Linked DNA regions of Homo sapiens: all the other regions are linked to region 3. The links are chromatin contacts, found by Hi-C or POLR2A ChIA-PET in ENCODE. All regions are on one chromosome and are shown on one strand. The core of a region is the stretch at or near the end of the contact, and the rest is flanking DNA. Distances in the headings are between cores, read along the strand shown.

Evidence for each region. Hi-C counts contacts between places; a loop is a spot of excess contacts on that map. ChIA-PET counts read pairs that join two places held with the same protein, here RNA polymerase II (POLR2A). Pooled maps may share reads with other maps.
Region 1: a loop to region 3 is called in a map of CD4-positive, alpha-beta T cell, with 14 times the contacts of the local background. The contact joins the promoter of SCAND1 here to the promoter of MAPRE1 in region 3. A Hi-C loop is called at or near these places in 1 of 168 maps with a recorded cell type or tissue (CD4-positive, alpha-beta T cell) and 6 of 50 pooled maps. POLR2A ChIA-PET finds 5 or more read pairs at or near these places in 2 of 52 experiments (activated B cell and activated T-cell).
Region 2: a loop to region 3 is called in a pooled map, with 10 times the contacts of the local background. The contact joins the promoter of RAB5IF here to the promoter of MAPRE1 in region 3. A Hi-C loop is called at or near these places in 1 of 168 maps with a recorded cell type or tissue (CD4-positive, alpha-beta T cell) and 2 of 50 pooled maps. POLR2A ChIA-PET finds 5 or more read pairs at or near these places in 2 of 52 experiments (A549 and GM12878).

What each region holds. Positions count from the first base shown.
Region 1 is chr20:35,952,401-35,957,145 of GRCh38, forward strand. SCAND1 (SCAN domain containing 1) reads right to left here and starts at 2,102. Exons shown (of 2, transcript NM_033630.3): 1 at 2,048-2,102; 2 at 1,224-1,939. The coding sequence starts at 1,884. The coding sequence ends at 1,345. It also overlaps a transcript of CNBD2 not described here. RefSeq lists enhancers at 1,620-1,699, 1,820-2,079, 2,160-2,359, 2,460-2,669.
Region 2 is chr20:36,602,769-36,607,147 of GRCh38, forward strand. It overlaps RAB5IF (RAB5 interacting factor), which reads left to right and starts at 3,011. Exons shown (of 4, transcript NM_018840.5): 1 at 3,011-3,297. The coding sequence starts at 3,184. All of the region lies in intron 2 of TGIF2-RAB5IF (TGIF2-RAB5IF readthrough), which reads left to right. RefSeq lists enhancers at 1,885-1,934, 2,665-2,804, 4,156-4,379 and silencers at 1,926-2,325, 3,005-3,314.
Region 3 is chr20:32,816,766-32,821,229 of GRCh38, forward strand. MAPRE1 (microtubule associated protein RP/EB family member 1) reads left to right here and starts at 3,189. Exons shown (of 7, transcript NM_012325.3): 1 at 3,189-3,263. RefSeq lists a silencer at 2,906-3,495 and enhancers at 3,568-4,237, 4,238-4,464.

The DNA.
Region 1 (4,745 bases), core at 852-3,351, 3.1 Mb after region 3:
CTGACCTTAAGTGATCCGCCCGCCTTGGCTTCCCAAAGTACTGAGATTACAGCCATGTGCCACTACACCCAGATAATTTTCTATTTTTAGTAGAGATGGGGGTTTCACTATGTTGGTCAAGCTGGTCTCGAACTCCTGATCTCAAGTGATCCACCGCCTCTGCCTCCCACAGTGCTGGGATTACAGGCGTGAGCCACTGTGCTTGTCCTTCTTCACCTATTCTAATCTTCTTTAAACATTACCTTTTAAAGAAGGCTGTTCTTACCTTCTAAACAACTATCTTTTTCCAGGGAGGCAGGTGCAAACTCTGCCAAGAAATCCCAAGAATGCAAAAATACTTCTCAATTTGTCTGTCTTTAATATTCAAAAGCAAATTGCCCCTCACCAACTTCCAGCCCAGTCTCACTCATGCTTTGTGGTGTGAACTGCAGGCTGATTTTGATTGTTGAGAGCAGTGCAAGGAAGACAAGTCTGGCCTTCCTTATATTAACAAATGGCACTCACTGCAATAGGACCTATCTGGGACCAATCCAAGCTGTCCATGGACCCTAACTAGCTCCTTCCTGGTTGGGCAGAAGCCTCTGGAAACAGAGTAGGTTTAAGATTTCAGAACAGGTCCTCATTATTTGCCAAATTCTTTCTTCCCTTTGTAAACGATTATGCTAGTTTAAACACCAAAAGGGAGCCAGCCGGAGAGACATTAAAATGAGTAGCTTCAGTAATGTAAATAATCCATTACTTCAACTAGTTCTGCTTTATTCCTACCACAGGCCTAAAATTTGGCAAGGAAGTTGAGCAAGCCTGGCGGCATAAGCCAGAGCTCACAAGAACTAGCCTATCTCTGTGAAGGTGTGCAGTAAACACTTCACATTAAAATGGCCCAGTAACTTGGACATTTTGGGAAGCCTGTACCCAAAGGGCAGGTGCAAGTTGGTGCCCATATTGGTATAGAGGTAGCCAGTTAAGTGAGCATTTAATAGAGCCAGCTATTTTGCGTGTAAGAAACCCAAGTGGGTCCTTGGGAGCCCAGGTGAAAAACTTCCCATGTGTGGTAGAGGGATAACCTAGGTTCAGTCAACATCTAAAGATCCCACTATAGCCAACGAAGGCCTTATTGTTACGGACTCCCAACTTCGTTTCGCCACCAGCCAGAAAGGCGGTAGGAAACAGGCTTGGTAAAATAAACCCAATAAGAACGAATGAAAGAGACACACCAGACCACAGGCGCTGCCAAAACTCATTTTTCATTAACACGGGGTGGGGTCCCAGGCTCAGGCCCCCGGGCCCGATCATGGCCCCAGTCCGCACAGAGCGCCCGGCCCTGGCCGCCCGCAGCTCCACCGCTCAGCCAGTGATGCGCACATCCGTGCGGCGGCGGATCCGCCGGGCCCGAGCCGCCTCGGGCAGGATGGCGAGCAGCTGCTCTTGCACCAGCATCTCCACGATCTGCTCCTTGGTGCGGATGTCAGGCCGCAGCCACTGGCGGGACAGCTCCCGCAGCTGCCGGAAAGCCTCCCGGGGACCCGCCGCATCCTGGTAGCGGAACTGCCGGAAACGCTGGCGGAACGTCTCGGGACCGAGTCTAGAGCCGGCGGGGCCTGGTGTGGAGCGCGCTTCAGCTTCGGCCTGAGGCGCTACGCTCACGGGTGCGGGCCCGAGAGGCAGCTCCAGGGCCGCGGAGGCCGCAGCTCGGGGCGTAGGGATGGCTTCAGGGACCGCGGCGTTGGGACTGGAAGGCTCAGGGGCAGGCGGTGAGGCCTCTGGCAGCGAGGAGCCCACACAGTTACGCTCAGGGGCTGAGCTCGAACCGGCTCCTTCCAGTTTCTCCGGTGGCACCGCCGCGGGACTCCCAGTGGCCGCCAAGATCGGCTCCGTAGCCGCCATAACTCCAGCTCCGGGCGTCACTCTTTGTCCGGTAGCTGTGTGCTCAGCACTGCGTCTGCGCGGGGGTGGGGTGAGCAGGGAGACGTTTCCGGTTAAAGGGCAGAGCTCGCGTCACCCTTGAGGGAGTCGGACTCGGGACCGGCCGAGAGTGTGCGGAGCTTACCTGCACCAGCGAAGCGCCTGCGGCAGCCGGAAGCGAAAGTCTCTGGCTTCTCTGCGTCCAGGTCGGCGCGCGAGCACCCGGAAGCCGCTTGCGGGCTCCCGGAAGCGGCGCCCTCTAGCGTTCTCGAGTCGCATGAGGCGGCTGCTGCCCTCGCGGTGCGGGAGGGCGAGCTGCGCGTGGCCTGGGCTCCTTCCGAATGGTGGCGCCTCTGAGCGCCAGTTCGAGGAGGAGTCGGAGGAGGAGCCTGAATGTTTGGAGATAGACTTCAAGTCCCGGACCTTATCCGTGCGCCGCTTCGGTTTGCAGGTGACCTTTGCGTGCGGGCGCCCCTTCTGATTGACCCTGATGAGCTGTAGCTCTGATGGCCCCTCCTTCGGGAATGATTAGGGTGACGGCTGGCCGGGGCTCGTTCGAGTGGCGCCCGGCCGGTGGTGACCCGAACAGGAGAGCGGGACGGCGACCATTCTCTCGGGAGGGGCCCATCTGGAGAAAGTCCTCTCGCTTGGTCAAACTAGGAGGGCGATAGCACCGGCCTTACTGCGACGATGACAAAGTACAACACACCGTCTGGCGCGAAGGAGATGCTCGAGAACCCTTTGCTGTTGTTATTTTTCGCGTGTCCTCCGAAACCAAGGGAAATGCGGCTCTGTGGGTTCTGTTAACGTCAGCATTTAATAAGTGAACTCTAAATGCATTGCCCCTTATGGTGGCCGCTGGCCTCCTGAGTTGACTCAGCTCTTGCAACGTAGCTAGTTGATAACCCTCGAAATATAGCGAATTGAGATGTGCTATATTGTAAAATACGGGACTTAGTACGAAAAAACTGATGTAAAAATTATCTCAATACTTTTTAATACTGATTACATGTTGGAATATAATGTTTTGCATATATTGGGTCAAATAAAAATGTTATTAATTTCACCTGTGTTTTTACTTTTTAAATGCAGCTTCTAAAAACATTTAAATTGCATGTGCAGTTTACATTATATTTCTGTTGAGCAGCCTTGGGTTAGAGTGTTGGAGTGAGGCTACCTTGGTGGAATCCCCTTTGACGATACCCAGCTCAGAGTTGTTAGGAGGATTAAATAAATTAAGCCGTTGGAGAGAAAGGGCTTTTAAGAAGTTTGCTCTTGTTTTTATTAGGTAAACTGCTTGCTATCTCTGAGCTACTGTTTTCTTATCAGTAAAATGTGGATGTAATAGAACTTACCTCTCAGAGGTAATTGAGAATTCAGTGAGATGATGTAGGTAAAAGCACGTGGCCCTGACAGCCCTCGGCCAGGTGGTTTTCTGTTTGGTAGCTGACTCACAAATAGTTTTGTTTTTGTTTTTGTTTTTGTTTTGAGACTGAGTCCTCCGCCTACCGGGTTCAAGCGATTCTCCTCCCTCCGCCTCCCGAGTAGCTGGGATTACAGGCGCCCACCACCACACCCGGCTAATATTTTATATTTTTGGTACAGATGGAGTTTCACCGTGTTGGCCAGACTGGTCTCGAACTCTTGACCTCAGGTGATCCACTCTCCTCAGCCTCCCAAAGTGCTGGCATTACAGGCGTGAGCCACCGTGCCGGGCCACAAATAGGTTTTATATCCTCATTTTACAGAAGGGGAAACTGAGGCCCTCAAAGGACAGGGGCCTCATATGAAAGGTTTTCTATGACCTTGCAGTCCTTTTGAGCCCGTGCAGGATGGAGGAGCAGGTTTAACAACCATTAACATGCCATTAGCCCTGATATAAAACTTACCCCTACCATAGGATGTTTCCTTTGGATGGGTAGAAGTGGACCCTCATGAAATCATTTCCATAGCCTGAAAACCTTGAAAGTCGTTGCAGTGGGCCTTTAATGTTTTTTAGTTGCTGACATGTAAAAATTGGGAGATTTCACATGCAAATCTGGATTTCTAATTTTTCTTGAAAAAACGGAAGAGCTGGCCACACTGGACCCAAATTCCTGCTGGTCAACAATCAGCTGACACTGAGTAGAGACGACTTCCTTTAGACAAGATACTCTGTCCCATTTGGTCTCAATCTCAACCATTCCCTATGGTTCTCTGAAATAGAATGTTGTTTGCATTTACTGTTGCTCTCAGGTTGTTGCTTTATTTAGAGTTGATATTTTTCTCTCTTTTCTTTTTAGAGGTGAGAAAGCAGGGTCTTAGTGTTTGTTATGCCTACTGGCTTCAAACCTTGACTTCTGTCTGGCCCCTCAGTAGTTGGGTTTGCTGCCCAGAGTGACCAACAGTGCTATTCCCTGTGTGGTAACAGGTACTCAGTTTCTAGGCCTAAGGGAGCACACTAACCCTTCTGTGGAGGCAAGAGGTGATAGAAGTCTTCACTGGGGAGGAGACTTCAAGCTGAGACTCAAGAACAAAATGGGTGGGGCTCAGGGACATTCCAGGTAGAAGGTACTGCCTGTACAAAGGCACATAGTGAGTAGGAGCAAAACTGTGGAAACTGCAGGCTATATGGGAAAGTGGTTGGGATCTGGAGAAGGGGTGAGAGATGAGGTTGGAACACTGGTGGGGGTTAAATCATAAATGTCCTAGAATTCCATGTTTAAAATTTAGTTATTATCTTCTTGTGAAAGGGAATGAACTTTTGTGGCACCTGGAATCATGAGATGTTATGTTAGATCTCTAGTCTATTTCTTCCATCCCTATTGAAATCGTGAATTATTAGAGATAGGAGGAGGGACCTG
Region 2 (4,379 bases), core at 1,761-4,260, 3.8 Mb after region 3:
GTGGTGGCTCACGCCTGTAATCCCATCACTTTGGGAGGCCGAGGCGGGCGGATCACGAGGTCAGGAGATCAAGACTGTCCTGACTAACACGGTTAAACCCTGTCTCTACTAAAAATACAAAAAATTAGCCAGGCATGGTGGCGGGTGCCTGTAGTCCCAGCTACTGGGGAGGCTGAGGCAGGAGAATGGCGTGAACCCAGTCAGCCGATATCGCGCCACTGCACTCCAGCCTGGGCAACAGAGCGAGACTCCGTCCCAAAAAAAAAAGAAAGTGAGATAACAGGGAGAGGAACAAGAACTCTTCTCCTTGGTGGGTCAGTCATATCTTTATGTAGATACGGGAAAAGTCTCTTCCAGCACCTTGATTAGGTTTTCAAGTTCAGATATTCATTATGCTAGGCACAGTGGGTCATGCCTGTAATCCCAACACATTGGGAGACCGAGGTGGGAGGACTGCTTGAGCCCAGGAGTTCAAGACCAGCCTAGGCAACATAGTGAGACCCTGTCTCTACAGAAAATTAAAAAACAAAAACAAAAAAAAACAAACCTGTCAGGGTGTGGTGGCTCATGCCTGTAATCCCAGCCCTTTGGGAGGCTGAGGCAGGCGGATCACTTGAGGTCAGGAATTTGAGACCAGCCTGGACAAGATGGCAAAATCCCATCTCTACTGAAAAATACAAAAATTAGCCAGGTTGTGGTGGTACGCATCTGTATTCCCAGCTTCTGGGGAGACTAAGTCAATAGAACTGGTTGAATCTGGGAGGCAGAGGTTGCAGTGAGCTGAGATCATGCCACTGCACTCCAGCTTGGGCGACAGAGTGAGACTCTGTCTATAAAAAAAAAAAAAAAAATCTTAGCCAGGTTGGTGGCATGTGCCTGTGCCTGCAGCTCCAGCTACTTGGGAAGTTGAGGTGGGAAGATCGCTTGAGCCCAGAAGATCAAAGCTGCAGTGAGCCCTGATCATGCCACCGCATTTGAGCACGGGCAACAGAGTGAGACCCTGTCTTAAAAACTAAACTAAAATAGTCATTATACTAGGGAGCCATATTTTGGGGTAAAATATTTTGATTTCCTTCAACTGGCTAAGCTTTACCATTTCATATGGGAGGGAAACTGGATCAGAAAAGAGGCAGGGCTGAAAAGAACAAGACCCACGGGGAAACTTAGGACAAAAGGAGTGCACCCATATAACGTATACGGCCCTTCCACCAGTTCCAGACAGTAACGTGATCACAGTATGTTTCACCTTGGGGGTCCAGCCCCACTTAATCTACTGAAACAATGTCAGGGTGGGCTTGGGGTGGAAAACAGCAGCTATAGTATTCTGGAAAAGCTCTCTAGGAGGTTTTTTGTTTGTTTTTTGTTTTGTTTTTGAGACCAAGTCTTGCTCTGTTGCCCAGGCTGGAGTGCAATGGCGCGATCTTGGCTCACTGCAACCTCCACCTCCCAGGTTCAAACAATTCTCATGCCTCGAGCCTCCTGAGAAGCTGGGATTACAGGTCCCCACCACCACGCCCGGCTAATTTTTTTTGCATTTTTAGTAGAGACGGGCTTTCAACCATGTTGGCCAGGCTGGTCTCGAACTCCTGACCTCAAGTGATCCACCGACCTCGGCCTTCCAAAGTGCTGGGATTATGGGAGTGAGCCACTGCGCCTGGCCTCCCTAGGGAGGTTCTATTACTCCTGAAAAGTGAAGAATTACAGGTGAATGTTGATAGGTATGCAAAAGATACTCTGACCTGTTTAAAAAAAAAAAAGATACTCTCAGCTTTAAAGTTTAACGGTTAAGAGCACAGATTCTGGAGTCAGACACACCCAGGTACCAGATACATTACTTGTCTTTATAAATCCACTGTCCAGAGGCCGGGTGAGGTGGCTCACGCCTGTAATCCTAGCACTTTGGGAGGCCAAGATGGGCGGATTGCCTGAGCTCAGGAGTTCGAGACCAGCCTGGGCAACATAGTGAAACCCCCGTCTCTACTAAAATACAAAAAAAACTAGTGGAGCGTGGTAGTGGGCGCCTGTGATCCCAGCTACGTGGGAGGCTGAGGCACGAGAATCGCTTGAACCCGGGAGGTGGAGGTTGCAGTGAGCAGAGACCGTGCCGTCTCAAAAAAAAAAAAAAAAAAAAATCCACTGTCCAGAAGGGATGTGCCTTGGTCTCTGGACTTACCAGCACAGTGAGCCTGGCACCACCTGGAGGGCCACCGGAAGGAGCCCCATCCCCAGGGGTTCTGAGTCAGTAGGCGTGGAATGGGGGCCGAGAACCTGCGCCTCTACCCAGTTCCCAGGCGATACGGCCGCTGCTGATCCGGAAGCTCACTTTGTGAACCACTGACGCAGCACATGGTGAGGACGCTGTATGTGAACACTCAGATATCCTGATACCTAACCCAATCCTTGTATTTGCCGCCCAGGAGTCCCCGGTTGGGTCCACCTTGCTATACGGCCTCAGAATCTCATTTCCTCTTTTGGGGTCTCAGGGCTCTCGTGTGCCAAAAGAGGGTGCTGGGCAAGATGAAATGGTTAGTTATTACAGAAGAGTTAACATCTTCAACAAGGCCCTACAGAACTTGCAGGGTTAGGGGAGAAAATAAGCGGGCTAAATCCTGTGGGGCAGCTTGGAGCTACCCTGGAGCAAGGTCTGGGCTCAGCAGGCGAGTAGGTCGCAAGGAAAGGTAGAGCCGCTCCTGCCCCACTCGCTGCTCGAGGGGCAGCTGTGGCCGACTGGGCGACGCTGACGTCCAGCCTCGGTTTTCCCCTACCTCCTCGGTCTCCACAGCGCCTCCTGGCGCCCATGTCACCGTTCTACCAAGATTGTCCCTCCCCTCACACCTTACCGCGAGCCCGGCGGATGCTGACGTCATTTCCGCCACGAGTAGCGCGCTTGCGCCAAGGCGCCGGTCGCTGTTTCACTCGGATGGCTTCGCGGTCGCCGATTGGCTGCGTGAGCACGTCGGCGGGAGGGCGCGCGACACTGCACCGCCCCTCCCTTCGCGGCGCCTGCTCTGTAGAGCCGGCGGAACCGGGTAGCTTGGCCAGGTTGTGAGGAACCGCAGCGCGCCGCAGGACCGGGCCGCTGAGCCTGCAGCCGCCCCGCGCCGTGACCTGCGACCCTAGACCCCGACTCCCTTTGGCTCAGCCCGCGCGCCCCAGGCCCGGCCCGGGCGGCGCGACGGGAGGATGAGCGGCGGGCGGCGGAAGGAGGAGCCGCCTCAGCCGCAGCTGGCCAACGGGGCCCTCAAAGTCTCCGTCTGGAGTAAGGTGCTGCGGAGCGACGCGGCCTGGGAGGATAAGGTACGGTGGAGTCTGAACAGGGCGCGGGTGCGAGGAGTCGGCTGGGACTCGGGGAACGGAAGACTGGCGCGGGCCTGCCCTCGTCCTCGTTCCGGCACAATCGAGTAGGGCAGTGGGGCGGGTGGCCCAAGGGTGTCAGAGCAAACTTGGCGGGCACTGGGCGGACAGCTGGGCTTGGAGCTCCCCGAAGGGTGGCCTAAGGATGAAGCCCCCTAGTTATGCGGAATTGGCGAGGAGCGGGGAGAGGCGTTGTCATTCGCGGGCAGGGTTTGTGCCTGAACTGGGAAAGGGAGCTGAATTCGATTCGGCCTCCGCCTTTTATGTGCAGTAGGGTTTTGAGTAGGTTACTTGTTTCTTTCGAATTAAGTAGCACAAACATTAACAGTAACAGACTTCTGCTGAGAATGCTTTCTACGTGCCAGGTGCTCTGCAAGCGGAATCTCGTTTAACTCAGAATAACTCTGAAGTGGGGTACTGTGGTACATTAAAGCCTTTTGCACATAGTGAGGCTCGCTAATCTTGAGCTGCTGTTGCTTGTTGAATGTAAAGGACCGAATACTTTGATAAGCATGAGTCAAGAGGGGAGACTGAGACCACCCGCTGGGTGAGTGTGAGGTGTGGGGGTGGAGAAACGCCACCAGATATGTGCGAGAATTGGTTGGGACTTCAGAACGTTCTTACTCGTCCCATTCGGAGGATGCTTCGTAACTCTGCTCCATGATCTGGAAGGGGCCATCACAAACAGCTTGATTCCAGGTAGCTTGAAAAGCGTATTATATTTGCAGTCATTTCTTGGTTTTCTGGGCTGCCGAAGTGGATTTTCCTTCCTGAAGTTCCTGTAAAGGGGGATGGGAGGCACTTCCTGAAGGTGCCCTTGTTCTGCCCCCAGCCCTGCCCAGCTCTTGCAAAACCTGCAGTCTCTAATCTGCTGTGTCATTTCTTTCTTTTCTTGTATAAGGACTGGTTTCTGGAATCTAGGGCAGATCAGAAACCTGAGTCGTCTGTGTTCTTCCATTAAACTTAAATATAGTGGCACCTGCCTCCAGCATTTATGGTTCTAATCCGTATGTGCGGCCAGTAGC
Region 3 (4,464 bases), core at 1,939-4,438:
CTACTAAAAATACAAAAATTAGCCGGGCATGGTGGTGTGTGCCTGGAATCCCATCTACTCAGGAGGCTGAGGCAGGAGAATGGCTTGAACCCAGGAGGCGGAGGTTGCAGTGAGCCGAGATCACACAATTCCACTCCAGCCTGGGCGACAGAGTGTCTCTGTTTCTTCGTTTTTTAAAAAGAATATAAATAAATAAAATACAGGTAACAGATGTTGCATCAAAGCACTTATAAATATCTTTAGTTGATTATCTATGCTTGACATCAGCTCACCATAATGTTCATATTACTGCTGTCGCTATAATCATTTGTTACATGGTTTTTTATTCTTTATTGTTGCCTCTTTTTTTTTCTTTTTCTTTTCTTTTTTTTTTTTTTTTGAGTTGGAGTCTTGCTCTTTTGCCCAGGCTGGAGTGCAATGGTGCCATCTCGGCTCATTGCAACGTCCACCTCCTGGGTTCAAGCAATTCTCCTGCCTGAGCCTCTCGAGTAGTTGGGATTATAGGTGTCCGCCACCATGCCCAGCTAATTTTTGTATTTTTAGTAGAGACGGGGTTTCACCATGTTGGCCAGGCTGTTCTCCAACTCCTGACCTCGTGATTTGCCGACCTCAGCCTTCCGAAGTGCTGGAATTACAGGCACGAGCCACCGCGCCTGGCTTTTCTTGCCTTTTTTTGCTCAAACTCTGTTTTTTTTTTTTCTTTGAGACAGAGTCTTGCTCTATCACCCAGGCGGGAGTGCAGTGGCACGATCTCAGCTCACTGCAACCTCCACCTCCTGGGTTCAACCAATTCTCCTGCTCCATCCTCCCAAGTAGCTGGGATTACAGGCGCGCGCCACCACGCCCAACTAATTTTTGCATTTTTAGTAGAGACGGGGTTTCACCACGTTGGTCAGGCTAGTCTCAGACTCTTGACCTCGTGATCCGCCCACCTCGGCCTCCCAAAGTGCTGGGATTACAGGCATGAGCCACCACAACTGGCCTTGCTCAAACTCTTTTGCCAAGGTAACTCCTCATCTTTCATGGTAAGTGTCATTTCTGGGAAGCTTTTCCACACTACCTAGGAGAGGTCATGTCTCTTGTGGTGTGCTCTTGGAGCAGTACTCGAGACCGAAGTATTGAAATGCCTCTAGACCTGCTGATAAACAGCTCCTGCCCCAGCTTCCCCACCCATTCTTCCCTGAACGTCTTACTGGGTTTCAGCAACTAACTGGGTGAGATTTGGCCTAGAGGGACCTCTAGGCCCCTGCTCCACACAGTGGAAGTACCATCAGCCCACCACATAATGTCCCTGCCTAGCATTGAGCCTGATTTGTAATTTAACAAGGATTTGTGTCATTAGTTGTGTCCCCTTTGCCTCCCCTGCCAGTCTGGAAACTTTAAGAGGTCAGAAGCTGTGTCTAGTTTTCGTTTTTATCTCTTAGAGATGGAGTTTCACTCTGTTTCCCAGGCCTGGAGTGCAGTGGCGTGATCTTTGCTCACTGCAGCCTCGAACTCCTGGGCTCAAGCGATCCTCCTGCCCCAGCCTTCCCAGTAGCTGGAACTAAAGGCACGTACCACCATGATCAGATTGTGTCTTTTTTTCACCAGGGCCTGATTGGTCAGGGAAAATATTTGTTGAATACTTGAATAAATGATACCCAGACAAAAAAAGTCAGCTTGAAATCTGGATCTACCTCTGACACTGAGTGAGTCAATTGGCCTCTTTGTCCCTCAGTTTCTTTCTGCTGTAAAGTGGTGCAGTTCCTCTTTTTTTCTTTTTTAGACGAAGTCTGACTGCAACCTCTGCCTCCCAGGTTCAAGTGATTCTCCTGCCTCAGCCTCCCAAGTAGCTGGGATTACAGGCGCCCACCACCATGCCCGGCTAAGTTTTGCATTTTTAGTAGAGATGGGGTTTCGCCATGTTGGACAGGCTGGTTTCCAACTCCTGACCTCAGGTAATTCATCCGCCTTGGCCTCCCAAAGTGTTGGGATTACAGGTGTGAGCCACCACGCCCAGCCCAGTTCCTCCTTCAGCCAAGGCTCTCTTGAGAATGTAAGGGCCAGGTGTGGTGGCTCACGCCTGTAATCCCAGCACTTTGGGAGGCCGATGCGGGTGGATCTCTCGAGCCCAGGAGACCAGCCCAGCCTGGGCAACATGGCAAGACCCCATCTCTTAAAAAAAAAAAAAAAAAAAAGAGGGAGTGGGCAAGAGAGAATGTATGTACAGCCATTGGGAAACAACCCGGAACAGGACTCAGGAGGTCCTTGCTCCTGTGGACTTTACAGGAGACAGACAGTAAAGGCACAAGATGCCTTCTTATGGTACTAAGAAGAAAATATGCCGCATGATATTGCAGATGGGGGGGCGGGGGCGTCACAGAACGTGACTTTTTTTTTTTTTTTTTGAGACAGAGTCTTGCTCTGTCGCCCAGACTGGAGTGCAGTGGTGCAGTCTCGCCTCACTGCCACCTCCGTCTCCTGGGTTCAAGTGATTCTCCTGCCTCAGCTTCCCAAGTAGCTGGAATTACAGGCGCCCACCACCACGCCAGGCTAATTTTTGTATTTTTAGTAGAGATGGGGTTTCACTATGTTGGCCAGGCTGGTCTCAAACTCCTGACCTCAGGTGATCCTCCCACCTGGGCCTCCCAAAGTGCTGGGATTAAAGGCGTGAGCCACTGCACCCGGCCCAGAAAGTTGACTTCTAAGCGTTTCCCCAAAGTGTCTATTAGGTATCTTTATGATTCAATAACCCATTCTTACAGAAATTAATTGTAAGCCTGGGAGCGGTGGCTCACGCCTGTTATCCCAGCGCTTTGGGAGGCTAAGGCGGGAGGATCGCTTGAGGCCAAGAGTTCGAGACCACCCTGGGCAACACAGCGAGACCTCCATACATCTCTAAGCAAAAAAAAAAAAAAATTCATTGTAAAAGCAATTTTCTTTTTGGTTACTGCCATAGGGATTTTGTAACTGAGTCACACCGGGCCGAGGCGGGACCTCATTGGCTGCGACCGACCACGTGCCGCAGTCGCCCCGGCGGTCGGGGCCCCGCCCCTCGGCTACCGTTCTGTGGATCAGGGGCCGAGCTCCGCCCCCGGCGCGCGGCTGAGACCCTCTCTATAAAAGGAGCCGGCGGAGGATGGCGAGCCTTTACGTCGGCGCGTAACGAGGGGGTGCGTGTGAGGTCATCGCGCGGGCGGGCGGGCGGGGTCTGGCGGTTTGAACGAGACGAAGACGGAACCGGAGCCGGTTGCGGGCAGTGGACGCGGTTCTGCCGAGAGCCGGTGAGCCGGCTAGCGGGCCCGGGGGGTGCGGCTGGGGGGGCGGCCGCGTGGGCCAAGGCCGGGCGTGCGCGGGCAGGCCCTACGGGCAGCGCCAGGGCCGTTCCACACGGCGGTGCTGTTCGAGCCGGGTGGGGGAAGGGCGGGGCCGTCACCCGGCGCGCGCGGGCTGGGCCTGGGGGCGCGCGCTGCGCTCTGCTCAGGGGGCGGGGTCTCGGGCCGGAAGTGGGCTGCTGCTACGCGGGGTGGGGGTTTCTGGGCCGCCGCTGAGGTGTGGTCCCTGCGCTGCAGCGACTGGAGGTCCCAGGGTGGTTGGGCCCTGGGAGGGTGTGGGCGAGGTGGGCCGTCCTGGGAGCTCTGGGGACGCACATTGTGGGAGGCCGTGTTGCCTGAGGGCCGAGAGATCGGGTGGTGGAGTCAGACCTGGGTTGGGTTCCGTGCGGTGTGACCTTGGACAGGTGCTTTAACCGCTGTGGATCTCAGCTTCCTCATCTGTAAAACGGGGACAGTAATACTACCCACATTAAACTCTTAGCGCGATGTATGGCAGAAAGTAAGCCAGCTCTTGGACTCCCTCCTTTCTTCAGTGTGTGTTTATTGAATGCCCACTAGGTGTTGGGCACCGTGCTAAACCCTGGCTGTTTTCCCGGGAACAAAGATTTGCTCTCCAGGAATCCACATTATGATGAGCAGGAGGACAGTATAACGGGATGGTATCAACAGTGCTAGTTCAGTCCCTACTTCACAGTTGCCCTCGGATGCTGCAGGGCAGAGCTTGACCTCTGCCCCATTTTGGGGATGAGGATCCTGGGGCCCATTGAGGGAGGTTATGCTAGGCCGGGCATCCGCTTCTCCGATGGCATGTCTCTAACAGTAGTAATGATAATAGCAGCTCTTTGTTAGTTGGGCACTTGTTTTGTGTCAAGCACTGTTAAGTGCTCCATGTGGCTTTGTGTCTTTTAATACTAACACTGTCTTTAAGAGAGATTCTCTTCTTCCTTTTTTTTTTTTTTTTGAGACAGAGTTTTATTCTGTTGCCCAGGCGTGCAGTGGCACCATCGCTCACTGCAACCTCCGCCTCCCGGGTTCAAGCGATTCTCGTGCCTCAGCCTCCCGAGTAGTCGGGATTACAGGCGCGCGCCACCAAGCCCGGCTAATTGTTGTATTTTTTAGTAGAGACGAGGTTTCGCCATGTTGGCCAGGC